Regions from separate parts of the Homo sapiens genome. Here region 1 is linked to region 2. A link is an interaction called in ENCODE POLR2A ChIA-PET data of the cell type or tissue named here. Cell type or tissue: MCF 10A. All regions are shown on one strand. Links, peaks and the distances in the headings refer to the core of each region. The heading gives the core; the rest is flanking DNA.

Region 1 (5,384 bases), core at 270-5,269, 73 kb after region 2:
GCCACCACACCTGGCTAATTTTTATATTTTTAGTAGAGACGGGGGTTTCATCATGTTGGCCAGGCTGGTCTCGAACTCCTGACCTCAAGTGAGCCACCCACCTCAGCCTCACAAAGTGCTGGGATTACAGGTGTGAGCCACCGTGCCCAGCCAAGACTGGGTAATTTATAAAGAAAAGAGGTTTAATTGACTCACAGTTCCACATGGCTGGGGAGGCCTCAAGAAACTTAACATCATGGTGGAAGGCACCTCTTCACAGGGTGGCAGGAGAAACAATGAGTGCAAGGAGGGGAAATGCCAGACGCTTATAAAACCATCAGATCTCATGAGACTCACTAATTATCATGAGAACAGCACAGAGAAAACTGCCTCCATGATCCAATTATTTCCACCTGGTCCTGCCCTTGACACATGGGGATTATTATAATTCAAGGTGAGTTGTGGAGAACACAGAGCCAAACCATATCATTCCGCCCCTGGGCACTCCCAAATCTCATGTCCTCACATTTCAAAACACAATCATGTCCTTCCAACAGTCTCCCAAAGTCTTAACTCATTCCAGCATTAACCCAAAAGTCCAACTCCAAAGTCTCATCTGGGACAAGGCAAGTCCCTTCCACCTCTGAGCCTGTAAAATCAAAAGCAAGTTAGTTGCTTCCTAGATATGATGGGGATACAGACATTGGGTAAATACACCCATTCCAAATGTGAGTAATTGGTCAAAACAGAGGGGCAACAGACTCCATGCAAGTCCAAAATCCAATAGGGCAGTCATTAATCCTTAAAGTCAAAAAATGATCTTTGACTCTATATCTTACATCCAGGTTCACGCTGATGCAAGAGGTGGGTTCCCGCGGCCTTGGACAGCTCCACCCCTGTGGCTTTGCACATTACAGACCCCCTCCCAGCTGCTTTCACAAGCTGGCTTTGAGTGTCTGTGGCTTTTCCAGGCACACAGTGCATGCTGTTTGTGGATAAACCATTCTGGGGTCTAGAAGATGGTGGGCCTCTTCTCACTGAGGCAGTGCCCCAGTGGGGACTCTGTGTGGGGGCTCCAACCCCAATTTCCCTTCTGCATTGCCCTACCAGAGGTTCTTTATGAGGGCTCCACCCCTGCAGAAAACTTCTGCCCGGGTGTCCAGGCATTTCCATATACCCTCTGAAATATAGGCAGAGGTCCCCAAACTCAATTCTTGTCTTCTGTGTACCCACAGGACCAGCACCATGTGGAAGCTGCCAAGGCTGGGTGGGGGCTTGCACCCTCTGGTGCAATGGCCTGAGCTGTACCTTAGCCCCTTAGAGTCATGACTGCACACATGGCACACAGCAGCGGGGCCCTGGACCAGGTCTAGGATACCATCTTTCTCTCATAGGCCTCCGGGCCTGTGATGGGAGGGGCTGCGGTGAAGGTCTCTAGCATGGCCTGGAGATATTTTCCCCATTGTCTTGGCGATTAACATTTGGCTCCTCATTACTTATGCAAATTTCTGCAGCCAGCTCAAATTTCTCCCCAGAAAATGGGTTTTTCTTTTCTACTGCATCGTCAGGCTGCAAATTTTCCAAACGTTTATGCTTTGTCACCTCTTGAATGCTTTGCTGCTTAGAAATTTCTTCCGCCAGATAACCTAAATTATCTCTCTCAAGTTCAAAAGTTCCACAGATTTCTAGGGAGGGGGTAAAATGACACCAGTCTTTTTGTTAAAGCATAGCAAGGGTCACCTTTACTCCAGTTCCCAACAAGTTCCTTGTCTCTATCTGAGACCACTTCTGCCTGGATTTCATTGTCCACATCACTATCAGCATTTTGGTTAAAGCTATTCAACAAATCTCTAGGAAGTTCCACACTTTTCCACATTTTCCTGTCTTCTTCTGAGCCCTCCAAACTGTTCCAACCTCTGCCTGTTACCTAGTTCCAACGGCGCTTCCACATTTTTGGATAGCTTTATAGCAGCACCCCACTCTCTGAGGTACCCATTTACTGTATTAGTCTGTTCTCACACTGCTATAAAGAAATACCCGAGACTGGGTAATTTATAAAGAAAAGAGGTTTAATTGACTCAGTTCCACACAGCTGGGGAGGCCTCAGAAAACTTACAATTATGGCAGAAGGCACCTCTTCACAGGGAGGCAGGAGAGAGAATGCGTGCAAGCAGGAGAAATGCTAGATGCTTATGAAACCATCAGATCTAATGAGATGCACTCATTATCATGAGAACAGCATGGGATAAACTGCCCCCATGATCCAACTGCTTCCATCTGGTCCTGCCCTTGACACATGGGGATTATTACAATCCAAGGCGAGATTTGGGTGGGGACATAGAACCAAACCATACCAATGGTTGAAAGCATTGTTGATTTTCCACAAGCATTCTTCAAATTCTACTAAAAGCTGAGAATTTACAGAACATGTTAGGAATCTAGCAAGAGACCATGGCAAATTTTGAATGTCACAAAAAATTTAGTCAATGTAATTTAGGAAAACTGACATCTCACTAACAAATCTTTTTTTTTTTTTTTTTTTTTTTAAGACAAGGTCTTGCTGTGTCACCCAGACTGGAGTTCAGTTGGAGTGCAGTGGTGCAATCACAGCAGTGGTGCAACCTGCCTCCCAGGCTCAAGCGATACTCCCACCTTAGCCTGCTCAGTAGCTGGTACCACAGGCGTGTTTCACCATGTTTGGCTAGTTTTTTATTTTTATTTTTTGTACAGATGGGGTTTTGCCATGTTGCCCAGGCTGGTCTTGAATCCCTGAGCTCAAGAGATATGCCCACCTTGGCCTCCCATAGGGCTGGGATTACAGGTGCAAGCCACCATGCCCAGCTTCAAATTCTTTTCTTGGTAAAAACTTAAGTGATGCTGAAATCTAGCTTTATTAATACATGAAAACAGAATTGCAGAAGTATATCTGATTAGCTATGTACATTTTGTTTTAGAAAGCAAACTTCTTAACTTCCAAAAAAGTACCATATTTTCCCATCTATTTCACTTATTTCCATTTTTTCTTAGGAAAATGCTGAAACTGGGGTACTAATAGTGATCCATTCACATTGTAGATTTCTGGATGGGCAGCATTAATCAAGCCTCTGATTTCATTTGTATATCTCACCTACTTATCTCATTTGAAAATAGAATCACTGGGTAGGGACTCAGCAGAATTCAGTAGATTGCTTAATATTTGGCATGCCTTGCCTCACAGTAAATGTTACATAAGGATAAAGCTAACGCATGCATTCTTAAAGAGCTGCTGGCCCTTTAAATTCTTTTGCGACCCAGTCAAACTCTTGACAATTGCTGGGCTTTCGTCACAGACAGCAACTCAAAATTTGTATTGCTGTTCCTGACATCGCCTACACTGGCTCTCATTCATGGTCTCTACAAAGGATCTACTGTATACTTCTAATGGTGTGTCTATAAAGCTTGGTAATTGTGACCTTTATGTTCAGCCAATAAAATATGTTAAATTGTGCCTCTTGTATCTATTTATCCTGATGTTTCGGAAGCAAGTAAGAATCTCAATTAAATAGTTACTAAAATTATTAAATACATAAAAATAAAAGCAAGGCATTCAGCTCATTAAAGAGGAAAAGGAGTTAACATCAAGATTTTTCAGAAAACATGAATAAGTATCTTCATTTTGCGAAAAATGGCATTCTCCCGTGGTTCTTAACATTTCTGGGAGTGTAGAAGCAATAACTTTCTTGTGGGCCTGAAACTTACCTCTGTTGGTATAATCATAAAAAGTCTATTAGAAAATACCCAGGACCTAAGAATTACAAACAACTTTTATAAAAGTGAAATTAGAGGGCAATGCTCTAGGTATGTAGGCTAGTGTTTGATTTCTGCTGCCACTTCTGGAATACTATTATAATTTAGTCCTTTCTCCCCTTTCTACTCAAATGATCCCTTCTTGGGTTGGCATCTAATCTGTATTGTTAAAAAAATATGTTTTAAAATCAGTGGTTTATCTGCTAAAAATAAAGTGTAATTGCTCTAACCATGATCTAAAAGTAAACAAACATGTATTTCCCCTTGAATTAGAGTTGTTTTTTTTTTTGGAAACAATAATAATATTCTAAATTGTGTATGATAATAAGTGAATTAGTTTCATGTGCAAAGGACATCATGAACATTAGCAGAAACAAATCTTCCTGAAAATACTCACACACATCCAAAATTTTTCTTGTACAACAAACTTTTCACATGGGTATGACCTAATTAAATTGGCTACAGCAATAGACAAAACAGGAAAAAAATAAAACTGTCAGCCTTAAAAATTGTGCAAACGTTACTGATTTATTTCAGGATTTCTCTCAGTGTTGTGAAGTGATAGGGTAAAAGCTAGATCGGGAAACAAAATCCATGCTTTAAAATCCATCTCTGAGGACCCATTTGTTAAAACAGTGTATTCTCCCTCTTGTTTGTTTTTATATCTAGCCTTTTGTGTTTCAGGAAAGGAACTGCCTGCTGAAAATAACTTGCATGTGAAAGCTGCATGTTTTTTTTTCTTAAAAGCATAGAAATATACAGTAAATATTGTGAATCTTTTAGATGTGCTGCAGGAAACACAAATGCTTAAAATGGAAAGAAAAGAATGTTTAAACGCAGATTGTATGACATTTGCCTGTGTCCAGCCCAAGCTGGGCAAATATAGAAAATGGACTTTCATTATCCAAAGTACTCAGCTGTGGAGGTTTCTGACCTCAGGATAAAAACAAGTCCCCGTTCCAAACACTGCATGTTAAATCTCAGGCTCCCTTTTGTATGCCAGTCTGTGAAAGAATTATAAGAGAGAATCTGGATTCTCAATTATTTAATCCAATATTGCTGATCACCCACTACGTGCATTGGCAAGCACTGAGACGTAAGGATAAAATATTTGGCTCCTAATCTCAAGTTACTCACAAATACAACAATACCTTACAATATAACAGCTTAACTGTTTTAGAAGCTGGACCTATATAATCCATCTGTTCTTCCTATTCTTTACCTAGTGAAAGCTTACAGGGAAGGGAATTCTTTCTATGCATTACCATTTTGATTATTTTGTTGGCTCTCCTACTATAATCATAAAAAATGCTTTCAAAAGTCTTTTGTTAGATTGGGCGTGGTGGCTCATGCCTGTAATCCCAGTGGCTTGGGAGACCAAGGTGGGAAGATCACTTGAGACCAGGAGTTTGAGACTAGCCTGGGCAACCTAGAGACCCCATCTCTACAAAAAATAAAAAAGAAATTAGCCAGGCATGGTAGCACACACCTGCCATCCCAGCTACTCAGGATGCTAAGCAGGAGGATTGCTTGAGCCCAAGAGGTTGAGGCTGCAGTGAGCCATGTTTGCATCACTGCACTGCAGCCTGGGTAACAGAGCCAGACCCTGCCTCTAAAAA
Region 2 (5,384 bases), core at 177-5,176:
TTCTAAAAACATCTGTATTTCTATCTTGATAACTTTATATTCTAGAACCTGGCCTCTGCCTTGTTGATGTGGATGCCTTCTCAATGACTGTAATCTCCTCTGACACCAATCCAATGGCGGGATTTGGCTATTGGCTGACAGATTTTCCTAATTCTATCTCTCCATGTACATGTACTTTTGCGTGCTGCCACTTCTGGATTTCCCATATTTGGGCTTCTGCCATTTGACCAATGGCTTGTCGAGAACTTCTTTTTTGGATATCACTGATACCTGTTGCCCGTAAGCACACATACTGTGCACCAAGTTCCATCAGCCTGACTAGATTTCCTCCTATCACCTCCAATTGTGCTATCACTCAAGTTCTACCTCAGCCCTAAGTAAAGTATTGTGTTTATTCAATCAATCAATGTTTACTGAGCATTTACCAAGCCCAAGCACTTTGTCTCTGCACACAGAAAATGTATACAGTACAGTGGAGCAAGATAAACAACAAAAGGTATAATAAATACAGTGACAGGGACAATTCTAGCCCTTGACCTTCCCTATATCCTCTTCTCTCATCAAAGATTAACACTTTTATATTGGTTTAGGTCAGAAGATAGGATCATTGTTAAAGACAAATTATTATTTTTATTATTATTATTCTTGTTACTTTGGAGATGGGGGTCTCACCTTGTTCCCCAGGCTGGCCTCAAACTGCTAGGCTCAAGCGATCCTCCCACTTCAGCCTCCTGAGTAGCTGGGATTATAGGTGCAACTGGCTTTTTTTTTTTTTTTTTTTCTTGAGATGGAGTCTCACTCTGTCACCCAGGCTGGAGTGCAGTGGTGCAATCTCAGCTCACTGCAACCTCCGCCTCGTGGGTTCACGTGATTCTCCTGCCTCAGCCTCCCCAGTAGCTGGGATTACAGGCACCCGCCAGCACGCCCAGCTAATTTTTGTATTTTTAGTAGAGACAGGGTTTCACCATGTTGGCCATGCTGGTCTCGAACTCCTGACCTCAAGTGATCCACCCACCTCGGCCTCCCAAAGTGCTGGGATTACAGGCATAAGCCACTGCGCCTGGCCTTGCTGTATTACTTTTAAAACGGTAAAACCCGCAATTCCTTTTGCATTAACCTAATGTGTTGGATACCTGTGTTTTGCTCTACATGATCACTGATTATTAATTTTTTTGATAATTTTTCAAAACTCATTTTTACAGCAAGCACACTGTCAAGTCTATGTTGGGATTATCTTTGTGTACCTAAAGTGAACTCCATGCTTTTCCTCAGGAACAATTTGATTTGCTGTGTGGAGAAAGTGTCCTCTGGCTCTCTAAGAGTTAACTGATCTGGCTCTACCTGATCTATCTGTGAATTTCTATAAATACTTTACAGGTATGTGAACAAACCAGTGTCAGATAGTAAAAGAATTTTGTAGCCATTCCAGCAATCTACTTTACGTGGCAATCAGTGACGATGTTATCTTAGCTGTCTTTTTTTTTTTTGACAGGGTCTCGCTCTGTCACCCTGTCTGAAGTGCAGTGGTGTAATTTCGGCTCACTGCAGCCTCGACCTCCTGGGCTCAAGCAGTCCTCCCACTTCAGCCTTCCTAGTAGCTGGGACTACAGGTGTGCACCACCACACTTGGCTAATTTTTGTATTTTTTGTACAGATGGGGTGTCGCTATGTTGTCCAGGCTGGTCTTTTTTTCTTTCTCTTTCTTTCTTTCTTTCTTTCTTTCTTTCTTTCTTTCTTTCTTTCTTTCTTTCTTTCTTTCTTTCTTTCTTTCTTTTTCTTTCTTTCTTTCTTTCTTTCTGAGACAGAGTCTCACTCTGTCACCCAGGCTGGAGTGCAGTGGCGTAATCTCGGCTCACTACAACCTCTGCCTCCCAGGTTCAAGCGATTCTCCTGCCTCAGCATCCCACGTAGCTGGGATTACAGCCACGCACCACCATGCCCGGCTAATTTTTGTATTTTTAGTAGAGACAGGGTTTTACCACGTTGTCCAGGCTGCTCTCAAACTCCTGACCTCAGGTGATCCACCCACCTTGGCCTCCCAAAGTGCTGGGATTACAGGTGTGAGCCACCGCGCCTGGCTCCAGGCTGGTCTTGAACTCCCAAGCTCAAGTGATCCTCCTGCCTTGGCCTCTCAAAGTGCTAGGATTATAGGCATGAACCTCTGTGTTCAGCCTTAGCTGTCTTTTTACTACCATCCCCAGCCTCTGCTTATCAGTTGTGAGTTTCCTCTGGCCTTTCTAATTCTCTTTCTCCATGTTTTCTGCCAGCTCCTTTATATTACCCACCAGAGGGATGAAAGCGATTGATTCTACCAGAAGCTATTGAGAAATGTATATGGCTTTTAGTAGTGGTGATGATGATGATGATGACGATTGTTTTGGCACTTTCAGAATTCAGAAGCAATTTGCTGCCTCCTGGGCACTCTACTCATGACCAGTTAACTTTAAAGTGGTCCTATTTGCTTTGTGGTGGTCGGGGCTGGCTTAGCAAAAATTACAAAGGAATAAAAAGCTAAATTTAGTAAGTCTATCTCTACTATGTTGTGTCTAATCTTCTTGTGCTGGTTTCCTAGAGTGCCCTCTGCTGGGCCCAACCAGGTCTTCTGATTCCCATGAAACCCATGCCTCAATTGTCATCAAAAGCTTACTATTTTATGTCACATGCCATCAGAATCCTAGCATTTGCTTTCCAGATTGACAATTAACCAAGGTAAACTAATCCATGTTAATGTGTGAATGTGTTTTATTGTATAAATGGGAAAAAACCCAATGCCCCTCTCAGGTCATTTAAGTATACATTTCCGCAATGACTTTATGGACGTACTGCTTCTACTTAGTATCTAACTCTGGTGACTAATGGTGAGAATGGAAGCCAGGAATCTGGGGAAGGCTATGCTCTGAGAAATCAAAGGGGAATATGTTTTCCAACAGACAGAACCTTGTGGCTCCCCTCAAATTACACTGTGTGGGCAGCTGTCTACTCAAGCTATCTGTATGGCCAAGCCCCATGGAGGTAATTTTCACCCTGTCAGCCAGAAAAGAATGAACATCATTGTTTACTTTTAAGTTTTTATGAAGAATGCCTTGAGCTCTTTAGATTGTGTTATCTAAGTCTTAATACTAAGTAAGTATGTGCCATTGTTTTGGGGATTAATTTATCCATAAAGATGTGTATAGGCTGTACAGTCATTGGCTTGACCTCTGCTGCCCTGTGTACTTTCTTGTCTACTGAAATCAGTTGGGCAATTCTTGTCTGTAAGCACGTTTCCCAAGAACTGGTTGGAGCCAGTCTTCATAGGAGGAACCTATTATGAAACCAGCTCCGAGGATATTTACTTTGCTCAAGATCTACTGAATGCTACACTTACTTGAAAATGAAATTGCTTTCTTTTGGCTCTGACCCAACCCCTTGAAAACCAGCGACCCTTGGGATTCAGTTAGAATGAGATAGAAAGGGGAGATGATATGCTGGGCCTGACTGACATTTTTCTGCAAGCTTTTCTTATCGTTTAAACTAGTACTTGCATAGTTGTTGAATGTGTGTGTTTCAAGAAGATCAGCTAAACTGATAACATATTATCAAGTAAATAAGGCACCCAAGATTGGGAACTTGGAGGACATAGCACATATTTTTTGAAGGCCCACCTTTTTTCTTAAAATTTAATGTAAATTTGTATCTTTCTATTTAACATATCCAGGTCTTATTTAAGACAAAAATAACTCATATAGTTGCTTTCCAGTTAAGTTATTTAATCATCCAAATCCTCACTTAAATAAATGCTCCAGTGAGAAACATTGTCTTATGGCTCCTGATCTAAAATTATACCTCCCTGGAAATGTATGTATCCAAATTTGAGAAGCACAAGCTTGGAGAAATAGTGAAGGAGAGAATTTAGTCAGAGAAAATGAGTGTGTACTGATGATCAATCCGTAGGTAAGGAGGACTAGCGTAAGTTTTGTTGTAGATGACTTTCATAGGAGAGTGGCAGTGGCATTTGATGTTGAGACCTAGTACATAGTTGTATTGAGATAAACATGTTAGGATTATCTAGATAGAGCTAGAAATGAAGAGAAAATAAACTCAGAATAGGGACTCATCAAGATGGCTGTGAAAAAGCCAGAAATGTGATAAACACTAATGCAGATTTCTTGGGCTCCTTACAGACTTAATAGGAATTGTGGATGCACAAAGTAAATGGTATGGCATGTAAATAAAGAAGAAAATTCTGCATATTACTTTTGGCATAATAGCAACTTCTCTGTACTTTCTGAAATTCAAAAATAAATATCCTTTTAATCTAGAGAGTGCTATATACTTTTTATAACTAGTGTTTTACATTTATTATCTATAATAAATATCTGTAATAATAATTATTTATAATAAATATTATCTATAATAGTTATTTATAAAATAATATATATTATCTATAATTATATAACATAATTATTTATAGGATTATTATTATAATATTTAATAAATATTATCTATTAATATCATAATTATATCTATAATTATTATTTCAAAAGTTTATTCAAAACTCAGAGTGAGTTTTCCAATACAGTCTTCTTAGCACTGAGATTTTCAAACCAGTCCCTAAGGTGTATTTAACACACAAGGCTTCTGGAATAGGTCTGGAGTAAGGGGCTTAGGTATCCACATTTTTAATGAACACACTTTGATGCAAGCGACCTGGACAACACCGTGAGAAACAGTGTTGTAAGAGGTTGAAAACTCTTGGGATAGGGGCTGGAGACTAAGGACACCACGCAAGAGCCTGGGACAAGGTTGCAAAGGGTTGTAGAACTAAATGAAGCTGCTTGTTTAGTCCGTAATTCCCCTTTCTGCTACTTGGTGTCTCTCCCAACTCCCCAACAAAAGTAGATACCTTGGCAGTTAGATGGAACTAACTGACCAGATCTCATGGAACCATGGTGGACACCTGATCTAGGCTAGGCCAACTAAATATTTCAACTTGAGAGTTTGGACCTGGGACAAGAATACCAGTTAACTACTGGTTGTTTGAAATGAAGAGATTCCCTGGAGCTACAGGAAGCCAGGCCTATCTCGCGAATGGACCGGCAGAGAACAGCACACATAGAGGAAGAAGGAAAAACACACAGGGAGAAGAGATGAGGAACCATGGGTTGGAGATGGGGAGGGAGAGGGAGAAGGAATAGATGAGGAAGGGAGAAATAGAGAAAACCAGCAAGAAAGCCAGAGGGAAAGAATTTTCCCTACAGCTTATCAATTTGCTGTTGTAGATACCAATCCCTCCTGTGGTCTGAGTGTGCTTTCTATAAGATATTTTTGTATCTGCCCAATAAACTCTTCTGTCTCACTCAAGCTAATTGAAATGTGTTCTTGGGTGAGAGGACAACCAGGAG

What was found. ChIA-PET counts read pairs that join two places held together with the same protein. Peaks named below come from ENCODE experiments on the same cell type or tissue, not always from the same donor. Only the 100,000 strongest peaks of a DNase experiment are listed, where the experiment ranks them.
Region 1: POLR2A ChIA-PET joins it to region 2 with 6 read pairs; 5 of 35 experiments call an interaction of 5 or more read pairs at or near these places.

Annotation. Positions count from the first base shown.
Region 1 is chr5:91,144,318-91,149,701 of GRCh38, reverse strand. The region is part of intron 87 of ADGRV1 (adhesion G protein-coupled receptor V1); the gene reads right to left. Among named protein-coding and RNA genes, the nearest start is that of LUCAT1, 170 kb to the left of the region's middle. In MCF 10A, for the core only: no CTCF peak of the experiment used is centred there; DNase peaks (open chromatin) are centred at 2,601 and 3,221.
Region 2 is chr5:91,217,174-91,222,557 of GRCh38, reverse strand. All of the region lies in intron 3 of LOC107986432 (a long non-coding RNA gene), which reads left to right. Among named protein-coding and RNA genes, the nearest start is that of LUCAT1, 95 kb to the left of the region's middle. In MCF 10A, for the core only: no CTCF peak of the experiment used is centred there; a DNase peak (open chromatin) is centred at 3,257.